2 separate regions of the Homo sapiens genome follow, and region 1 is linked to region 2. Evidence: chromatin loops called from intact Hi-C (ENCODE). Cell type or tissue: CD4-positive, alpha-beta T cell. All regions are shown on one strand. Each heading gives the region's core, and the rest is flanking DNA. Links, peaks and the distances in the headings are about the cores only.

What was found. Hi-C counts contacts between places; a loop is a spot of excess contacts. Peaks named below come from ENCODE experiments on the same cell type or tissue, not always from the same donor. Only the 100,000 strongest peaks of a DNase experiment are listed, where the experiment ranks them.
Region 1: it touches region 2 in a loop (4-fold over the local background); 2 of 110 quality-filtered maps call a loop at or near these places.

The regions. Positions count from the first base shown.
Region 1 is chr4:108,644,994-108,655,667 of GRCh38, reverse strand. It overlaps OSTC (oligosaccharyltransferase complex non-catalytic subunit), which reads right to left and starts at 5,069. Exons shown (of 4, transcript NM_021227.4): 1 at 4,874-5,069; 2 at 11-104. The coding sequence starts at 5,012. It also overlaps the pseudogene RNU6-431P. RefSeq lists enhancers at 2,159-2,673, 4,116-4,165, 4,780-5,129. In CD4-positive, alpha-beta T cell, for the core only: a CTCF peak has its summit at 5,430; DNase peaks (open chromatin) are centred at 5,077 and 5,347; H3K4me3 peaks cover 2,111 bases; H3K27ac peaks cover 1,205 bases.
Region 2 is chr4:109,723,369-109,734,042 of GRCh38, reverse strand. It overlaps PLA2G12A (phospholipase A2 group XIIA), which reads left to right and starts at 3,973. Exons shown (of 4, transcript NM_030821.5): 1 at 3,973-4,441. The coding sequence starts at 4,234. It also overlaps a transcript of CFI not described here. RefSeq lists enhancers at 2,979-3,855, 4,515-4,584 and a silencer at 3,845-4,184. In CD4-positive, alpha-beta T cell, for the core only: no CTCF peak of the experiment used is centred there; a DNase peak (open chromatin) is centred at 3,992; H3K4me3 peaks cover 1,825 bases; H3K27ac peaks cover 710 bases.

The DNA.
Region 1 (10,674 bases), core at 1,298-9,297, 1.1 Mb after region 2:
TATCTTTTACCTGTAGGCCAAGAAAGCTACTGGCCTCTGATGCCCATGTTCATCAGTCATAGAACCGACACTTGGAGGTTCAACAATAACATCATAAATTATTCCTATAAGAAAGACAACAGAACAGATTAGATTGTATTACTAATTTTTGAAAACAGGATTATAGTTTTCATTGTCTCTTAAGGTTCATTTACTTTTTTTGAGACAGAGTCTCACTCTGTCGCCCAGGTTGAGAGTGCAGTGGCGCCACTTGGCTTACTGCCAAACTCCGCCACCCAAGTTGAAGCAATTCTCCTGCCTCAGCCTCCCAAGTAGCTGGGACTACAGGCGCCCACCACCATGCCCAGCTAATTTTTGTATTTTTAGTAGAGACGGGATTTCACCATATTGGTCAGGCTGGTCTCGAACTCCTGACCTCAGGTGATCCACCTGCCTCAGTCTCCCAAAGTGCTGGGATTACAGGTGTGAGCCACTGCACCCGGCCAAGTTTCATTTACTTTTAAATAGGAATGCTTTGATTGTATTATTATAACCAAATGTGGCCCAACTCATCTAAAGTTCTGATAAATCATTCAGACATTCAACTCAATGTTTTAGAATTACTTTGAAAACTGTATGATATCTAAATGAAGTACAAATTTCATAAAGGAAATTCATCCAATAAGAGTTGCTAATACTCAGGAATGACTTTAGTATAAAGGGGATTTAAAACTAAAGGCTCTACTTCGGTTCACAAAAATTGTCTCAGATATGCTTAGATTTGTTTCTATAAATTGAAAAATAACTAGAGAAATTGCTTAAATGTAAAACAAGGAGACATTTTAAAACCACGCCATCAGGCAGAATGGCAATACTAGAGATTCATAATCATTAACATTAATGTCCACCATTATGTCATAATGTCATCGTGATCATTAACATTAATGTTCATCAGCACTAATAGTTTTCTCAATCTCCCACTGTCAACATCTACTCTACCTTCTCCACTGTTCTCAAACATCTTCATCTCCAGCTTTTCTTAAGCATAACAAGCCTATCTCCCTTATCCTAGCCTGACAAAACAATCCTATAGGAATTCCCTTGTCTTTTCCCCACCAAATCTACAAATACCTGGTACCTGCATCCATCCTCACCTCCTTCTTTCCAGCTACAAAGAGGAAGATTCCCACCTCCTATAATGTGGGATCCCTTTTGCAATTACCAGGAGTCCATTCCCACTTGGACTCTCAGGGACTTTATTCCTTTGGATATCTCTCCTCTCTCCTGTATTTTCAAGCTCTCCTTCCCTACATCAACCCTCCTTGACTTCAGATCCTCTTAGCTAACATCCTATTTCTATCTTTGCTTTCTGAAAGGGAGTCAGACTTTCTTCTGGAAGACTTAGGCAAACTTGCCATCTCCCCTTTCTTACTTACCCTTCATTCTTCAACTCAATCCAATCTGGCTTCTGCAACCATTGATACTGCTCTTTCTAAGGTCACCAATGATCTCCATGTTGTCAAATTCAATAGACACTTTTCAGTTCTCATCTTAGGGGACTTCTCAGAAGCACTCAATCCAGTTTACTAAACCAATTTCTTGAAAAACACCTCTTCTTATGGCTTTTGTGATACTCCTCTTCATGTTTTCTTGCTACCTCTCTATTGGGCCTCTTCTTTTATAAAAGAACTAAATGTTGGAGGCCCTCAGGGATTGGTCCACTGTCCTCTTCTACTTTTCTCCAAAATGAACTCCCAGGGCTTTCAATTTCATGTGCTAAAGACTCTCAATGTGATGTGCCAAGGCCTCTCAAATAATGCCAGTACCATTAGAATTACATGTAAGCTCCTCAAGAACAGAGACTTTGGACTTTGCCTATACTCTTCAATGTCTCATGGGAGTTCCAGAAATGTCTGTTAGTTGACCAACTTCAACACAGGCCTCTTTTCTCAGGTCTAGACTCCCATCTGCACATGTGACATATCCAACTAATTTTACCCCAAAACAACCTCTGGTGCACCATTTTCCACCAAAAACTTTGTTTTCTCAATCTCAGGAAATGATACTTCCATCTATTCAGGAGCTCAAACCAGAAACCTGTAAGATTCCTTCCCACTTCATTCTTCCCCTACACCCAGTGAATTCAAGACCTACTGAATCTACTTCCAACATATCTTTCATTATATTATCCTAATCTCCACTACCATAAACCTTGTATAGTCTAAGTCAACTACAAAGGCCACCTAATTGGTCTTTTGGTCTCACATTTGCCCTACGTTTCCCTCTGCCTAGCATATCCTTTCCCCGAACTCTTCAGATTTTGGCTTACATATCATTTCCTCAGGAATCATATCGAATCCAATCCAGATGATGCTTCCAACTCCCTTTAGTTTCTCAAAAACCTCTTGTTCTTTTCTTTCACTGTATTTATAACCATTGTTTGTTTGTTTTTATTTTTTGAGAGAGGGTCGGGTCTTGCTCTGTCACCCTGGCTGGAGTGCAGTGGTGCCATCACAGCTTACTGCAGCCTCAGCTTCCCAGGCTCAGGCGATCCTCCCACTTCAAACTCCTGCACCATAGTCCCAGCTACTTGGGACTACAGGCGTGCGCCACCAGGCTCAGCTAATTTTGGGGTTTGTTTTTTGTTTCTGAAACAGGGCCTTGCTCTGTTGCCCAGGCTGGAGTGCAGTGGCACCATCTCGGCTCACTGCAACCTTCACCTCCCGGGTACAAGCAATTCTCCTGCCTCAGCCTCACAAGTAGCTGGGACTACAGGCGTGTACCACCACGCCTGGTTAATTTTTTGTATTTTCAGTAGAGACAGGGTTTCGCCATGTTGCCCAGGCTGGCCTCGAACTCCTGGGCTCAAATGATCCAACTGGCTCAGGCTCCCAAAGTGTTGGATTACAGGCGTGAGCCACTGCGCCTGGCCTGTTTTTGTGAACATTTTTAACGGACAAAAAAATTAAGTGACATTTAATATGTCTCATCTATGACATTATAAGCTTCAGGAGGTCAGGGTCCTTATGTTTTGTTCTATTATCTCCAGTACCTAGTGCCTGAAACTTAACGGGACTCAGTATCTATTTGCTGACTATTTGTCAGCAACAAATAGTTTATTTATAAAGGTGCACTCAGTTTTTAGAAGAGACTTCTTCCCTTCCAGTGGCAAAACCAATTCATCATACAAGATACCTCATAGACCTGGCCACTAAAAAGCAACCTTTCCACTTTCCCCCAATGGTTGGGACAAAGAATCTCCCCATTACAATAATCAACAGGAGAAAAAAGAGGGCCACAAAGAAAACTGAGGCTTCTCGCAAAGAATCCGACTCCAAGGGAAGTAAGGGTTACAGGAAAGAAACTAGCATTATTCATTATTATTATTGAATAATGACTTTTTTTTTGTCCAACGACCTTCGTGAACTGTGCAAAAATATGGAACGCTTCACGAATTTGCGAGTCATTCTTGCACAGGGGCCATGGTAATCTTCTCCCTATCATTCCAATTTTAGTATATGTGCTGCCGAAGCGAGCACTCAATAATAATACTGAATTATTCTATATTATTTATTTTTAAAAGTCTATTATTTTTAAAAGCCACATGCATTTTAAATTTTGTTTATTCAGTACAGTAGCTATTAACTTGATGAGCAAATGTTAATGGTTAATGCTAATGCAATGCTAGATAGTATCTTGTTACCAAATAAGTATTTAAATGTAACTCAAATATTTAAATGTAATTTATTTAAATGAACGTAAGTTAATTCTCACTATTCTAGATTGGGGGAAGGAGGTAAATTCAAAGGTGCTTTCTAGAACTCAGCTCTCTCAGTTTGAATCCTCCCCCTTCAGTGCCAACTATTCTCACAAAACATCTATGAAAATAACAATTATATGGCCACTCCCTTAAAAGTAGAACTACTTTTGCTATCCCAAATCCGTAGCTTTAATTTTATAATTTCCAGGTTAAGTACACCACTTCCCAAAATCTAAATTAATTTTATAATTTCCAAGTTAAGTACACCACTTCCCCAAATCTAAATGTACACAGTAGCACAGTTCTAAGTAAATCTTGGAACTGTGGCCTGAAAGGGTAGTGGCTCTGAAAAGACTAGCCGGATTGCCAACTCACCAGTACATAAGGCAACGCCCCTTTGCAATTTTCTATTTGAAAAGGACAGAATAAGATGATAGACAATTCAGAAGCGTTTAATAGTAATGCTATTTATCTTATTTTTTTAATTCTCAACTTCTGCCCACTGAAATACAGTATCGTCTGCAAATCTCATCTCCAATCTCAAATATTTATCAAACCTGTGATTTCAGAAAATTCCATTGATATTTATTGTAGGTCATGCAAAAGGCAACACAGAACCCTAGGTTTGAGCCAACAAAACTAAAGATTGTCAAGTCTCTTCCAAGATTCCAGGACAAAGATAAGTTTAAAAGTCCCACAAGCTCTTGACCAACCATGGAAGCGGAGTTGGCCAAATTAGACCTTCCCAGGACCTTTATCAAACAACCAACCATGGAAACGGAGTTTGCCAAATTAGGCTTTCCCAGGACATTTATCAAACAACGTATGGCAAGCAACAAAAAGAGCAACAATTTGGCCTTGAAAAATATATTTGACTCGGATCCCTGGGATGGGAGGGCTAGAAGGAGAAGAAAGGCAATGGGAGTGAGAACACGAATTCTCTTAAGACAGGGCGTGAAGGCGAATAAACTTGGACGTTAACACTTCGGACCCCAGAACTCCCCTCCACCCTCAGAAAAGATCCAAAGCAGAGCTATGCTTCCCCCGGGGCTGAGAGTCAGCGGAACAGACGCGCCTCCCGGGGCGGGTCAGTTCTCCGCTCCTCAGCCTCTCGGGCCCGACAGCCCGAGTTACCTCCGGTGATGAGGAAGTAAGACACCACCACCAGAGCATACACAGTCATGGCCGACGGCATGTGCAACCAGGGCGGCTTCTTCAGCTTCAGGTTGGGACATTCGAGCACTAAGAACGGGACACGGTACAAAGTCTCCATGTTGGTGGCAGCAAGGGCCGTTCTCGGCCTCAAGCCCCACGCGCCTCCCGGAAACAGGCCCGCCCTCCCTAACAAGTGCGCGTGCGCGAGGAAAGGACCCGCAGATCCGTAAAGCTCGGAGGTGGTTACTATACTCATAGAAGAAAATAAGAAACTAAATAAAACAAATAAATGATATGAATAAAGTGTTGTAAATTATTTAATCTAATTAAACTTACATTGTGATAATGTACTCTACATTTTTCTAATGGATATATAGGTGATTTGTGTACCTTCAAGGACCTGCGGGACTTCTAACGTGGCCAAGCCGGAGAAGCGGAGGCCAAGGAATCTAGGTGAGCCCCGCCCACTCGCTGACGCAGGGGATTTGAAAGCTGATTGGACAGGGGGCGCTCCCGGTTCCCAGAGCGGGAGATGAATGGGAACTTTTGGATATAAATGCCTTTTATATTAGAGGTTTTTTCAAGGGTTAGGAAAAGCCGGAGGCTGCTGAGCTTTTACTTCCCGATGTAGTCGTGGTAATAATAAGAATTAATAATAGTTGCTAAAGTAATATGTTACCAATTTTTTTTAAACATCCAGCCTGGATCACAAATGTCAACAGGACATCTCTACAGGGATGCCTTAATGCTGATAGCTTGGCGTGACCATAATACTATTTTGAATAACTCATCCTCTCAACTTTGCTCTTCCCTTGGTCATCTGTATGTCGCTAAAAGGTAAAATCCCTCTGGCCAAAAATCTTAAAGTCGTCTGGATTTCTCTCCTTACTAACCTTCTGCATCCAAAATATTAGTAGGTCTCTTTGGCTGTACTACCAAAATATCTCCAATTCATCTGCCCCTCACCATTCCACCACTGACACCCTAGTGTGAACCACCGCCATCTCTGGTCTGGGCAACATTTACAATCCAAATAGATGAAAATATATGATGGAGAATTAGTCATTAGGGATGGACTAGAAGGTCTAAAAGATTTTTTGTTTTCTGTTTTGCTTTTCTTTTTTATATAATCTTTTAAGACTCTACAAATGTTAACTTCCTTTTGGAGCAAGAGTTAAGAGTCACTGATTACATAAGTCCAGAGCATATTGACACATTATAGAGCCAATGTTTTTATATTTTTTTATTTGCTTGTTACTAAGCCCGTGGTTATTTTTACAGGATGCCATGTATTGGTTCTGCACTTCTAATTAGCTAACAACTCAATTGTTAAGAAATTGCTTGAAGACGGTAATGAAAATACTATCAAAACATTGTAGTATCCAATTCTAAGTACAGTTGAGGCTTGCTGCCCTTACTGTTCATTAGTGAGAGTCTCTCCCAGAGTCATATTGCCTATGTCTTAACGGAGCCACACGAATCTTAGGTTATGTAAAGGCCAATGATAACACCAATAATGAATGCATTTACACCAAAACCAGCGTTTATATGTAGGAAGTTTCTCTGGGCACTGTAAAGCAGAATGTTTCTGAAATTCCCACAGTTTTATAAGTAAGGAACACTTTGGAACAATTAAAATATTTTGCTTTGGTATGAAGAAAAAAATAAAAATAAAACATTTTGCTTTGGAAAAACATAGGGATTAAAGGTTTTTAAATTTCCTTTATAGCTTAAAAAGGAATCTAACATTAATTAACCACTGCTTGGCAGGTACTATGTTAAGTGATTTACATTTGTGCTTATATACTCTTCATGACAATTCTGTTAGGTAAATACTAGTATAACTGCTTTACATATGACAAAAGTGGCTCCTGGGAAGGGAAATAAACTCAAAAAGTGTAGTATAGTCTGTGACTGGATGAGACCTAAAAGGCAATTGCTGTAGAAGTAAATAGATTTAAGACGTTTAAAATGGTATACGTTTATATACTTATCCTTCTTCCTGTGTATACTAGGGACACATAATTTCTACCTACATTGTGGAAAACATATAAATTATTAATATATAATTTTTAAATGAAAAATTAATTTCATAAATAATAAAACTGCCAAGTCAGAACACACTGCATTCATCTATATGTTAAATTATTACTATCACTTTCCAAAAAGTAAGTTTGCTCCAGGAACCAATTCATTATTATTTTTTAACCTCTTAAGCTTTGAAATATTTTTCAACATGAGTTTGTAATATTCTATAAGCCACGTATAAAAGAGACCTTTCATGAGTAAGATATGCATATCTGTTATCATCCATGTCCTAACCCACAATTCCTACAGAAAAATGTTCTATTTAAACATAACATAAACTCTGTAACTGAAAACCAAAGAAATAATGAATATAGCAGTGGGCATTAGAGCATGCCCTTAAATAAACATATAATCAATCATTCAGTGGTTTTCTATTTATAGATGAAGAAGGAAAAATGTTGAGAGAAACACAGTTTACAATATAATATGCAGTAGAGCTGTCATCTTAAGCTACATATAAAAGCAAATGTTAATAATTCTTACTGTGCACAAGCAAATATATATTCAAAGAAGAAAAAAGTGTAAAGATGGTATCTACCAAGCTTTCTGTGTTCATTGTAGAATATTTTAATAAAAAGCCTTGAAGTCAGAAATGGTTCTGCCAGCCAAAAGAGAGGGAGAGCTCCACAAATAAGTTTTTAACTAAATTCTAAACAAACTAGAATTACAAAGGCTACAAATATTGTTGATTTCTGTTTATTTAAATATGTGTTGGAGAGGAAATTAGTAGCTTTGTTTTTTGTAGGATAATAATACTAATATTAACCTGGATTTTTATTTATGAAGACATTTTGCAGTTTGGTTGACAGTGTCTTGAATTATGTTCTTTCGCGCTAGGTTCTGTATAAGCATGAGTACGAAGCACTATTATGTCTCATGATCTAAATAAAAACTCTTTCTAATGCAATATTGTGGGGTTTGGTGTTATTGTTGTAGTTATTTTACATTTTGAAGGTTGTTTTTAAAATTATATGCAAGTAATGGCTGGGCACGGTGGCTCATGCCTGTAATCCCAGCACTTTGGGAGGCCTCCTCACCTGAGGTCAGCAGTTCGAACCCAGCCTGACTAACATGATGAAACCCCATCTTTACTAAAAAATACAAAATTAGCTGGGCATGGTGGTGTATGCCTCTAATCCCAGCTACTTGCAAGGCTGAGGCAGGAGAATGGCTTGAACCCGAGTGGCGGACGTTGCAGTGAGCCGAGATCGTGCCATTGCACTCCAGCCTGGGCAACAAGAGAGAAACTCCATCTCTAAAAATAAATGAATAAACAAATAAATAATGAAAATAAGAAATAAAATTATGCAAGTAAAACATAGGAACCTGCCCAATGTAAAATAATTAATTTATTCAAATATTAGAGACACATATGGAACGAGTTTCCCATTATCACTATTCTAATTTTAGTTCTCCTTCCAGAGGTAGTGAGATCACTGAGTTCTAGAATGTACAATTGGGATAAATGTACTCAGCAAATGGAAAAATCACCATATTGGTTTCCTGACCCATATTATGAGGGCTTTTATGGCAGGAAAGTCTAAGTGTAACCAGTAGAACTGCTTTTACCTACAGAAATAATAAATCTAAAGTGACTTCAGTGGCTGATGTGCTATCAAAGACTTGAAAGATGCTGAGTAGTGATTTCTGCCACATTTCGCTCAATTAACTTGGCCCTTGCAAAAGAAAGATGGACCTTGGAGAACAACAGTGGATTATTGTAAATTTAATCATGTGGTGACTCCAACTGCTGCTGCTATTCCACTTGTGGTTTTGTCGCTGGAGCACATCAACACATCTCGTGGCACCTGTTAGCTGTTCTGGCAAATGCTGTTTCTACTTATGCCTATGGTAAAGATCATCAGAAGAAGTTTGCTTTCAACTGGCAGAGTCAGCAACACACCTCCATTTCAGAATTATATCAATTCCCCAGCTCTATGTCATAATCTGATTTGCAGGAACTTTGATTGCCTTCTCATTCACAGAATATCACACTATGACATTGCATTGATAATATGCTCATTAGACAGTGATCTAAGTAGCAACTACAGTAGATATATTGTTAGGACAAATGCATGCCAGAGGATGGAAAAATAAGCACAATAAAATGTCAGGGTCTCCTCAGGGAAATGTCTAGGGGTTAAGTGATCTGTAATACATAGAAAGCTCTTTCAAAATAAAGGATATTTGCTGCACAATGCTCAATGGATGGACCACTTGCAACATATACTTCATTTGGTCATACCATTTTGATGTATTTGCTGAGCAATCCAATAAGCTGCTAGTTTTGATTGGGATCCTGAATAAGCAAAGGTTCTTCAATAGCAAACTGCTCTGCCACTTGGGCCATACAACTTAGTAGATCCAGTATTACTTGTAACGTCTGTGGTAGATAGGCATGCTTTATGAAGCTTTTGACAAGCCACTGTAGCACAGAGCCTTAGAGCTTTGGCGCAAACCTATGTCATCCTCTGTCAAGAAATAATCTCCAGGCTTGCCACTGAGATTATTTCACAGGCAGTCATTGACAAATGACTCTAGGCTTGCCACTGAACCTTAGTAGAGATGAAACTATTGACCGTGGGCAACAAGCTACCATGAAACTTGAACTACCCATCATTTGACAATTTGGCATTGTCTAATCTATCATCCAATAAACGTGGGTGTCTACAGCAGCATTCTATCATCAAATGAAAGCGTTGTGCATAAGATCAAGCTCAAGTAGATCTTGAAGGTACAAGTAAGTTGTACAAAAAATAGTTTCAAATGCATATGGCCCACATTCCTGCCACATTGTCTCTTTTCTCTCAACCTATATCTATGGCATTATACCTTCAGGCAACCTATGACCAGTTGACTGAAGAAGAAAGCCTGATTTACAGATAGTTCCACACAATGTGCTGGCACTCTCTGAAAGTAGATGGCTTTGCACAACAGCCTCACTATGAAGGAGAGTGGTAGGCCTGAAGGAAAGTGGTGAGGAAAAATCTTCCCATTGGGCAGAACTTTAGCAGTGTACCTGGTTGTTCATTTTGCCTGGAAGGAGCAACAGCAAGAATTGCAGATCAATCATTTAGTTAGATTGATGGGCAGTTCAATCATTTAGTCAGATGGTTGAAAAATGGGAAGGAACACAATAGGAAAATTACTGAGGAGGTCTGGAGGAGAGGCATGTGGATAGACCTTCCTGTAGGGGTCTATCCCTACAGGATATCTATGTAAAGATATTTGTGCCTTATGTGAGTGCTTACCAAAGAGCAATCTCTGCATAGGAAGATCTTTATAATTAGGTGGACAAGATGGCCCATTCTGTGGACATCAGTCAGCCTCTTTCCATATCCATTTGTGACCTTGCCCAAAGGACCTACAGATGAAGTGGCCATGGCAGGAGGGATGGAAGCTATGCATGGCCTTTCATTCACTAAGGCTGATCTGGCTAGAACCACTGCTGAGTGCCCAGCCTGCCACAGGAGAAACCAACAATGAGCCCACAATATGGCACTATTCTACAGGAGGATGAGCCAGACCTGGTGGCAAGTTAATTATATAGGACCAGGTCCAGTAGGCACTTGGTTTTTACTGAAGTAAACACACTAGAACAAAGTTTCCTTCCTTACGCATGATGCTGCTACCAAAATCACTATTCTGTAGGCCTAGGGAATGCCATAATCATCACCATGGTTTACTATACA
Region 2 (10,674 bases), core at 890-8,889:
GTACCACCATGCCTGGCTAATTTTTGTATTTTTTTTATAGAGATAAGGTTTTGCTATGTTACCCAGGCTGCTCTTGAACTCCTGGACTCAGGCGATCTGCCAGCCTTGATCTCCCTAGGTGCTGGGACTACAAGCATGAGTCACTGCGCCCAGCTAAGCCCCATGACTTTAAAAGCCATTTCTATTCTGACAACTTCCCAATGCGTTTCTAACCTTTATGCTGAACTGCAGACTCAGAATAAGCTTCTTGGATATGGTATGACTGAAATTTATTTTTAAAATTTTCCCGCAAAACCCTCTCCTTCCACAATTCTCCCCATTTCTGACAGTTAGAACTCTCTCTATCCTGTGGCTTAGGCCAAAATTTCAATGCCATCCTTGATTCCTCTTTTTCTCTCATATTCAGTCCATCAGCAAATCCCTTCTGCTCTACCATCAAGTTACATCTAGAATATGACCACTTTTCACACCTCCACTGCTCCTTTCCTGGACCAAGCCATACTTATGCCATACCTAGATTACTGTATCATAACTGACTTCCTATCTTCAGCTTCTGCCCACCACAAAGTATATATAGACAAGCTAGCCACTCTCTAGCAGGAAAGACCTGGAACACAGCTGTGGATTTGCAACTAATGATGTCTGTCATGAAAATAACAGGTTTTGCTGGTTAGATGAAAGTGTCCTGTAAAGAAGGCTCTTTTCAAACAGTTTATGCCAAAATTTGGGAAGAAAAGATGGAAGTGGGTCATCTAGAAGTTACGTGAGATGAGCTGGGCACAGTGGCTCATGTTGTAATCCCAGCACTTTGGGAGGCCAAGGCAGGGGAATGACTTGAGGTCAGGAGTTCGAGACCAGCCTGGCCAACTTGGTGAAACCCCATTGCTACTAAAAATACAAAAAATTAGTCAGGTGTGGTGGCGGGCACCTGTAATCCCAGCTACTCGGGAGGCTGAGGCAGGAAAATAGCTTGAACCTGGGAGGCGGAGGTTGCAGTGAGCTGAGATTGTGCCACTGTACTCCAGCCTGGGCAACAGAGCCAGACTCAAAAAAAAAAAATTTATATGATATGGTAAATCAGAGCATGCATCCTGTGTAGTGGCACAAGGCCCCACAGTCAAAAGGGCTCTGTACTTATTTTAATGCTCTGCTGTTATCACCTTGAAATTCTTTTTTTTTTTTTTTTGAGACAGAGTCTTGCTCTGTGGCCTCGGCTGGAGTGCAGTGGCACGATCTTGGCTCATTGCAAGCTCTGCCTCCCGGGTTCACGCCATTCACCTGCCTCAGCCTCCCGAGTAGCTGGGACTACAGGTGCCCGCCACCATGCCCAGCTAACTTTTTGTATTTTTAGTAGAGACAGGGTTTCACCGTGTTAGCCAGGATGGTCTCGATCTCCTGACCTCGTGATCTGCCCATCTCAGCCTCCCAAAGTGCTGGGATTACAGGCGTGAGCCACCGCACCCGGCCATCACCTTGAAATTCTTAATTTTTGAGCAAGGGGCTCTGTATTTTTATTTTGCACTGAGCCCTACAAATTATACAGATAGTCTGTGGTCAGTGCAGATCCCTGGTATTTAACAGCATCAATTAAGAGGAAAACGTAAACCTTGTAATTACTGCAGCAGAACAACAAATATATAATGATTAAATGTGAAAAGAATGTGAAAATAAAACTTAGAGTCTTGTTTTCTACAAAAATGGTGGTGATTCTCATGGGGAAGACAGTGGAAAGATTTGCTTGAGAGAAAGAGAACAGCTGCATCAAGCCAGAAGAACTGGCATTTGAGAATTTAATCCCTAAGGAGAGATCAGACAAAGAAAACTACGTCTGATTCCTCAGAGTATAGGCTGTAGTTAAGGTGTAAGAAATTAGATGAGATCACAAAGAAGTAAATAAATAGAGAAAGTGGGGGAAAGGAGAGGCTTTGGGTCATAACTGAGGGCTGGAACTAGGTTATTTTATTACATTCTATCCTTTCTTTTGAAAGTCTTGTCCCTGGACTAGGGAGTTGTAAGAACCAAGCCTGGTTTAAGGATTCAGGTGGTGGTATCTCAGAGGTAATCTAGTCCAACTTTCATACTTTGGAGCTGAGAAACCAATGTTCCAGAAAGCTAAGACAATGATTCTAAGTTCCCTTTTTAAAATGTATTGAAATGTGTTGTCTAAAAATTAAAAAATAAAAATATCTGTGGTATTTTGTGAAGACAGAGGCCTTGGTTTGGAGTAGATACTGTCACATGACTTCTCACCTCGACTCTTTTATTGTAAAAGAGGAAGATAATAATACCTTCCAGGGAACATTCTTCCCCCTTCTCCATTGTGGTAGGAATTAATCACTGCCCAAGACTCCTGGTTGAGGGGCTGAGTGAAGTGCAGGCAGTCTCCAGCCAGGAGCTACACCGTTTGTTGGGCTACCCTGTTTGTAGGGAGGAATGCCTTTCTATGTTTCTAACTTGCCCAAAGTCTGCATCCTTGTAAAGTAGTGTTCTGAATGTGAGCGATCATATTCATGAAGTGCCTGGCACATAGTAAGCACTCAATAAAGAGGGATGTAATTTTTATGAACTGTGCACTGAACGTTTATTATAAGCTCATTTAGTTTGTAACAAACACAAAAGGCCAAACCTAGAACTTATTGGTAATTCTTATAGAAAGGACACACCTATGCCCAATACTTACTCACTTTCTTTTTTTTTTAGAGTCTCGCTCTGTGCCCCAAGCTGGAGTGCAGTGGTGCAATCTCAGCTCACTGCAACATCCATCCACCTCCTGGGTTCAAGTGATTCTCCTGCCTCCGCCTCCCGAGTAGCTGGGATTACAGGTGCCCGCCACCACGCCCAGCTAATTTTCTGTATTTTTGGTAGAGATGGGGTTTCACCATGTCAGCCAGGCTGGTCTCGAACTTCTGACCTCAGGAGTTCCAGGCCTCCCAAGGTGCTGGGATTACAGGCGTAAACCACCGCGCTTGGTCTGCCCAATACTTTCAACATTGCTCTGGATCTTACTGTAAAATTCTTGGAAACTGCTGTGATACTAAGATAACCAGATATTTACAACTGATACAAAGTACTACTGCAATAGTTATTTATGGATCCCGCACAATGCTGGGGGCAGGGTGGTAGGTACAGAGAAACAAACGTCACTGTAACTATCAAGTTACAAAATCCCTTGAGTAGAAAAACAATGACTTCCTTAAGATTTATTTTACTTTTTACTGTATTTAAGTTTACACTACTGTTTCTTCCTTACCAGGGGAGAATTTTATGATTTTTATGTTGGCCCATTTTCTTTTTCCGGAAAGTCTAAACTAGCATTTAGCTCGTCCTGATTAGAGTCAGGCACCGCCAAGGCATGGGTTGGCATCTTCCAGATCCCGCTCCCCCAACCGCGGCCACAGCAGATCTGGAGGACCGGGAGAGGACGCAAGGAGGAAAAGCCCTGCTCTGCGAGCTGACAGCCGGACTCTGCCCACATTGCCAATGGAACCACGTCTTCAAGCCGGAAACTCAGCTGGACCTCTCGCAGCGCTCTCTGCGAGGGGGCACAGGGGTTATTTTCTCCGATGTTGTCCACACCCAGAAAAGCTTGTCTCTCGGGGCTACTGTGCTGAGCCCCGACTGGTCAGGTTAGGCCACCGGGGTTAGCTCTGCAACTCTTGCTTCACGGTTAACAGCCCGGAGAGCTTTCTTAAAAAATACCGACGCCCACTGCCACCTGGGACAACGTAATCAGGCTCCCTAGAAAAGGGGCTCAGGCCTGGGTACTTTTTAAGGTTCTCTTGTGAACCAGGACCAAGGGTCTTGGGAGGGTGCCGCGGAGACCACGTGGGCATGGAGGCCCCGCCCCCGTTTCCCGCCCCGCGCGCCCCTCCCCCGGTTCCCCGCCCCCCCCAACCCCGCCCCCGCCCCGCCCCACCCCTGCGCGTCCCGCCCCTCCCGTGCGCCGCTGACGCGCCGTGCTCCGGCGCAGGCGCACAGGGGACGGTTGCTGGCCCAGGTGAGCGGGCGCGCTGGTCCAGGTGAGCGGGCGCGTCCCCGCGACGGCGCTGCCTGCCCGAGGCGGTTCACGTAAAGACAGCGAGATCCTGAGGGCCAGCCGGGAAGGAGGCGTGGATATGGAGCTGGCTGCTGCCAAGTCCGGGGCCCGCGCCGCTGCCTAGCGCGTCCTGGGGACTCTGTGGGGACGCGCCCCGCGCCGCGGCTCGGGGACCCGTAGAGCCCGGCGCTGCGCGCATGGCCCTGCTCTCGCGCCCCGCGCTCACCCTCCTGCTCCTCCTCATGGCCGCTGTTGTCAGGTGCCAGGAGCAGGCCCAGACCACCGACTGGAGAGCCACCCTGAAGACCATCCGGAACGGCGTTCATAAGATAGACACGTACCTGAACGCCGCCTTGGACCTCCTGGGAGGCGAGGACGGTCTCTGCCAGTATAAATGCAGTGACGGTGAGGGGGCACCCGGGCCCAGCGAGGGCTCGTGCTTTCGGGGGATTGGGGTGACGGAGATCCTGGAGGTGTGAGTGACAGATGCAAGGCAGACCTTGACGGTGTCCTTCGGCTGTGGAAAAACTTAACCACTGCTAGAATCTTGCCGTTCTAGTGATTGAGCAAGCTGGGTACAAGTTCGCACCACTATTGTTAGAATGTGAGAGGTCACATTCTAACGGAGAGGTGTACCCCCCGTCCCATTTGCATTGCTTCTGAATTACCTTTTCCCCCCCTCAATTGCACCAAGTTGCCGAAGAACTTACTGACGTAGGAATCATGGGAATAGAGTGGAACAGACTGGTTTTAGCTCATTTTTGCTTCTGTAAATTGGATGAACATGCGAAGCAAACTGAGAATTTAAAAACCATGCCGTATTAACTTTCTCTATAATTGATATTAAATGGTTTTTTTTCTGCAAACCCATAGACAATAACTTGCGACCTTTGTACAGACTTTTGGTGTACTCGAGTGTTGAGAAAGGGTTCCGATAACTCTTCTTTCCTTAGATATCAGTGACCCGCCTCCTCCTCATTGTTGGTTAACGTTAATACAGTTATCTTCATTTACTCTTTTAATATTTTTTGAACTTTCTCTTTGAACCTGAGAATTTGTTTGGTGGCGGTATGAGTACTAATCAACTCAGTATTTCAGGCAGAGATAGTTCTTTTGTAGCACATTTTTGAGTGCTTAAATATTTTAATAGGTCAGAAAAATATTGGACTTTTGTTTGGAAATTGAAAATGTTAAGAGAGCAGTTGGGAGATCATGTTTCCAATAAGATTAGCCAAGGTTAGAGTCTCATTATGCTGGCAGCGGAAAATAATCGGGGATCCAGTGACTTCATTGTTGGAACCTGATTGTATAGGTGAACTTAAAAGGAACTGGTATCATGTAAACCTATGATGCCACATGCTGCCTGCAATTTTCAAGATAATTTCTAGTTTTATGTTAATAGAAGTAAAGGATGAACTGTATCTTGTATACTTTAAAGCGCTGAACAGGTGCTGAGACATGTTGCATTGCTTCTTAAATTTGTGCCTAAACGTTACCACCTAAACGTATGCTTCATGAAGATGTTTTTATTCTTGTAGAACTTGTTCGGAGGATTAAGTGCATAATTTAAGGATCAAATAGTTGCCTTTCCTAAAGCAAATGTTACAGTTTTACTTAGTCATTCCTATTCATTATACAAATATTTGAGTCCCAACTGTGCTTCAGATGTTGTTCTAATTTGAGATTCAGCAGTTAATAAAACAGACAAAAATCTCTGTCCGTGGAGCTTGAGTTCTGGTGAGGGAGAGATGGGCAGTAAACTAGTAAATAAGTAAAATTAGGGGAAGTGTGGAGTCTGATCAGGGCAGACGAGGGGCCATGTTGGAGGCAATTTACTCTTCTAAATGGGTTGTTCAGCAAAGGCCTCACTGATGAAAGAATATTTGAGAAGAAATCTGCACGTGGTAAGGGGAGGGAATGTGGTTATTTGGAGAAACAGCATTCCAGACAGAGGGAATAGCAAGTGCAATGGACCTGAGGAGAAAGGCCAGTCAAGGATGACTCTGAAGGTTTTGGCCTGAGCCAAAGGAAGGAAACGGTTGCCATTTACAGAGATAGGGAAGACTTGGAAGGAGTCGTCTTCATAAATTTATTAGTCTAGGGTTCTAGAGTTTATTTACATTTAAAACATGCCTGAAGTTGAATGAATACCAGCCTTGTTAAAATACTGTTTTAGTCTTTTTATTTTATTTTTTGTTAATATTTTTGAGGCAAGGTCTCCCTCTGTGCCCAGGCTAGAGGGCAGTGGTGTGATCATTGCTCCCTGCAGCCTCCAACTCCTGGGCTCAAGCAATTCTCCTGCCTCAGCTTCCCAAATAGCTAGGACTATAGGCCATGCCCCCACTACACCTGGCTTAATCTTTCTTTTTAATCTTTTTCATCTTCTACAGGCTTCTCAAAATTTACTATTTGGAGTTTAGAGGAAGGTCTCTGGCACAAAAAAACACAAAGGAATTTGAGAATTTAAGAAATGTTATATGCCTCAGTGAAAAAAAATTTTTTGTCTTAGTAAGTACTCTACGTTTAACGGACATGTGGTTTCAAGTCCAAGTCACCATACTGATAGATAATTGGATCTCAATGAAAAAAAAAATTAGGCAGGACGTAATGGCTCATGCCTGTAATCCCAGCACTTTGGGAGGCTGAGGCGGGCGGATCAGTTGAGCTCAGGAGTTCGAGACCAGCCTGGCCAACATGGTGAAACCCCGTCTCTACTAAAAATACAAAAATTAGCTGGGCATGGTGGTGCACACCTGTAGTCCCAGCTACTTGGGAGGCTGAGGTAGGAGAATAGCTTGAACCTGGGAGGTGGAGGTTGCAGTGAGCCGAGACCGTGCCTCCAGCCTGGGTGACAGAGCAAGACTCTGTCTCAAAAATAATAATAATAATAATAATAATAAAATTGCTGTTACTCGAGCAGTCTCTCTGGAACAATTCAACCTTTCCTATATTTTGGAATTCAGGTGACCAAATCAGAACCAAACAGAACAATCCCAAATCTGGAGAAACATGGTGATTAAGGGGTATTTTTAGTTGCACGAAAGAGATCAAGAGAGCTTTAAAAAAAAAAAAAAAGAGTGAGTTAATGGTAGGGAGAGGTTGGTCAAATAAAGGGCACATGTCCTTGCTTTACCTGAGGGACTGGCATTATGGAGACTTGCTCCCTTAGTTTTGGCCATCCTCTCTTGGGTAGGAAAAAGGCCTTATTGAGAGTTAAGTATTTAGGGAAATAAATTTGATGATCCGTTATTTTCTTCAACTTTTTTCTCCCTGACAGCAAGGAAGATTTAAGGAAGAAAACTTTTCGATTTCCTTTGAAAAATAGAACACAAAACTGGCTTGTAAATGTTTTTAGAATGATGAATAAGTCATTAATTAATTCAGTGACGTATGTTTTCTAGGATCCCTCTGGCTGTTGTGCTGAGAACAGAAGGGGTCAAGGGAGTGGGGGAGTAAAAATGGAAGCAGGGTGACGCATGCAGGAGTCCAGACAAAAGACGGGTGATTTTGCTCAGGTTGGTAGCAACAGAGGTAATGAGAAGTAGTTGGATTTTGGATATATTTTGAAGGAAGGACCTAAAAGATTTGCTGATGGCTTAGAAGTTAGGTATGAGTTAAGTCAAAAATGATACCACAGTTTTTGGCCTGAACAACTGGAAGGACAGAATTACCATTAACTGATATGGGGAAGACCGTGGAAAGAACAGTTTTCGGGCATTAGGAAAAATAATAACACATTTGTATGCTTTTGAGAATGGTTCAGTGGAGAGTAGAAATACTGACGAGGGAGAGAATTATTGGAGTCATAGCCTTGGGTAAGTGAGAGGGGGTAGTTTCTAGTACATACTTAGAGAGTTTGGCCAAGAGCATATAGCATAGCCCTGTTAATAGGAACACAGGTAGAGGATATGAGCACTGGTGCTGGTTAAGTGGGTGGATGTTCAAGTTCTCCTGATTGCCTGCTTTTTTCAGTAAAGTAGGAATCCAGGTCATCAGCTGACAGAGAAGATGGGGAATGGGGATGTTGGAGATTTGAGGAAAATATAAAAGTGAACAGACTAGAAAAATAAAGTAATATAAGGACCTTTTGGAGATTAATGATCATGAATACTTAAAGTCTCAAGTGTTTGGGAGTGCAGGTTGGAATCTTACAAAACTCTGCCATGAGACCTTTGTGTGACCCAGCAGACTACTTCTTGTGCTTGTCATCTGCTTCATATTCTGTCAGGTGAAAACAGTTGGTCTATCTGGAAGTATTTGCATCAAATTTAGAAAAAATACATGGAAAATAATCAACTTTGTCTCAGTCTATGAAAATCTTTAGATTTCTGCAGTCCATACAAATGATAAACAATCAAGAGAAGGAGCTATTGCTTAAGTCAAAAATGGAAATTAATGAATAGTCTTTCCATGCAGTTGTACACAGTGGATTTGGTTTGTATCCGCTTACAAATTTTAGAGGACAATGGCCGCAACACATCATGGTGTTTTGATGTTACTCTGATTTTGTTTCTTCCATTATTGAGTTTTTGCTTTATTTGTAAAAACTGGCACCAGTAGAAATGCTAATTTTTAAAATGCTTAGCCATTTATAAAACTATAACAAAATTTAAAATATTAATACATTTGTAACATTGGTGTCTGAATCAACTTAACCTCTAATAAAGAACTGTCTATATAACTTGCCTTGTTCAGAAATAACTATTTTAATTTAAAGGTGAATTTAGAATTTCAAAATACTTTAGAATTTCTCAGGAAACTAGTTACTTCCAAGTTTTCAGTTTTTTGCTGTGGATAAAGAATTATTTTAATTTCATCAAAGAATGTTTCCCATTTTTTAATCTGGTAATTTATTGGGTGCCCACTGTGTGCTAAATATCTTCTAGGTGAGCAAGACTAAGTCCTTTCTTCATAGAAACCGACTAATGTTAATGTTAATTAGGTCAATAAATGCTAGAAAGAGAGGGGGTGCTATTTTAGATTGGGTAAGCAGGGAAAGCCTCTCTGAAGAAATGACATTAGGAGTTTGCCTTGAAAAAAACTAAAGAACCATACACATATGCCCCTTTTGCCATTTACACTGGGGAGCCAAACTTTTTACCAGCATTTATTTCATGGTGTTATTATCCAGTTTTTCATGTACAGTAGATGTTGGCTCTTTATTACTTGATTTTTATCAACTTTTCTTCTTCAGACAGTTATAACCACTAGCCCTGTTTGGCACAGCAGCCTCCTACTTCCTTGTACCTCCATTCTCATTTTTGCCAGTTGTCCTTCTCTGTACTATCTCTTCCTCTTTACTCTCCTATGGTGGGCATGTTTTTAGTTTTTCTGACTTCATTTGTGTCTGATCATTCTCCCATTCAAAGGTAATTATCTCTTATGAGAAAATGTCTATATATGTACACGCATGCATACACATATATATGTATCACTGTCATTACACACATCATCAGCATCAGGAATGTTTTTATAGATTTGAAATCAGAGTCTATGGATTTAGATAAAATACAAAAGGAAGGAAAAATAGAAGTACTGCTGTTGTATGTACATTGAGGGAAGTATCTTTCTGATTAAAAAAAAAAGGCCGGGCGCGATGGCTCACGCTTGTAATCCCAGCACTTTGGGAGACTGAGGCAGGCGGATCACCTGTCAGGAGTTCAAGACCAGCCTGACCAACACGGAGAAACTCCATCTCTACTAAAAATACAAGATTAGCCAGGCATGGTGGCGCATGCCTGTAATCCCAGCTACTTGGGAGGCTGAGGCAGAAGAATCGCTTGAACCCAGGAGGCAGAGGTTGCAGTGAGCTGAGATCATGCCATTGCACTCCAGCCTGGGCAACAAGAGCAAAACTCAGTCTCAGAAAAAAACAAACAAACAAAATAAGACAATTGAGACACATGTCTTTAAAGCCATAGGCCCATATCGGTTGTCTGAGGGTGGTAATCTTTGCTTCTCATGGAACAGGGTGAGGTGCCAGAAATCTCTAGACTGGCAGATGGGAGGGAGGGAGAATGTACAAGGTGTCTAAAAAGTTGGAAACATAGGATAAACATTATGTTTTATTTTCAAATGACACACTCAATATGTTTTTCATTAACCACTAGACACTTTTTTAGATGATATACTTCTAAATTTAAAACAGTCCAGTTGTTAACCTGAACAATATATATTGTAAATACACTATTATTCCTGTTTCCAGACTTTTTGAACATTCTCTGGTGTATTTATTGTACTTTTTTCAGATTAACAACTTGACCTATTTCTTAGTGTGTATCTCTAGATATGTTTCTAAACATTTTGAACAGTTGATTGTCAAAACCCCTGACGAAAGAGAGTTTCATGATGAAGCTTGAGGAACTAGAATGGGCTTCCCAAGAATTAAATGCTGATCCAGCCTCCTTTTCTGTGAAGAGATTTATAGTGTGTTAGGGCAAAGAAAACTATAGATAAATGTATAGTTTCTCATGATACTCCTGTGAGAAAAACTGGTTACTATTTGATGACTTCACGGCTGCTTGGAGAGAGGACTCATCTGTAGTGGACCTCTGTCCTGATTAATATCTGCATCTTAAGTTTGTGAATATCTGGGAGCAACAGGCAACACTGGGTGAATAACTCTAGATTTAAAAACT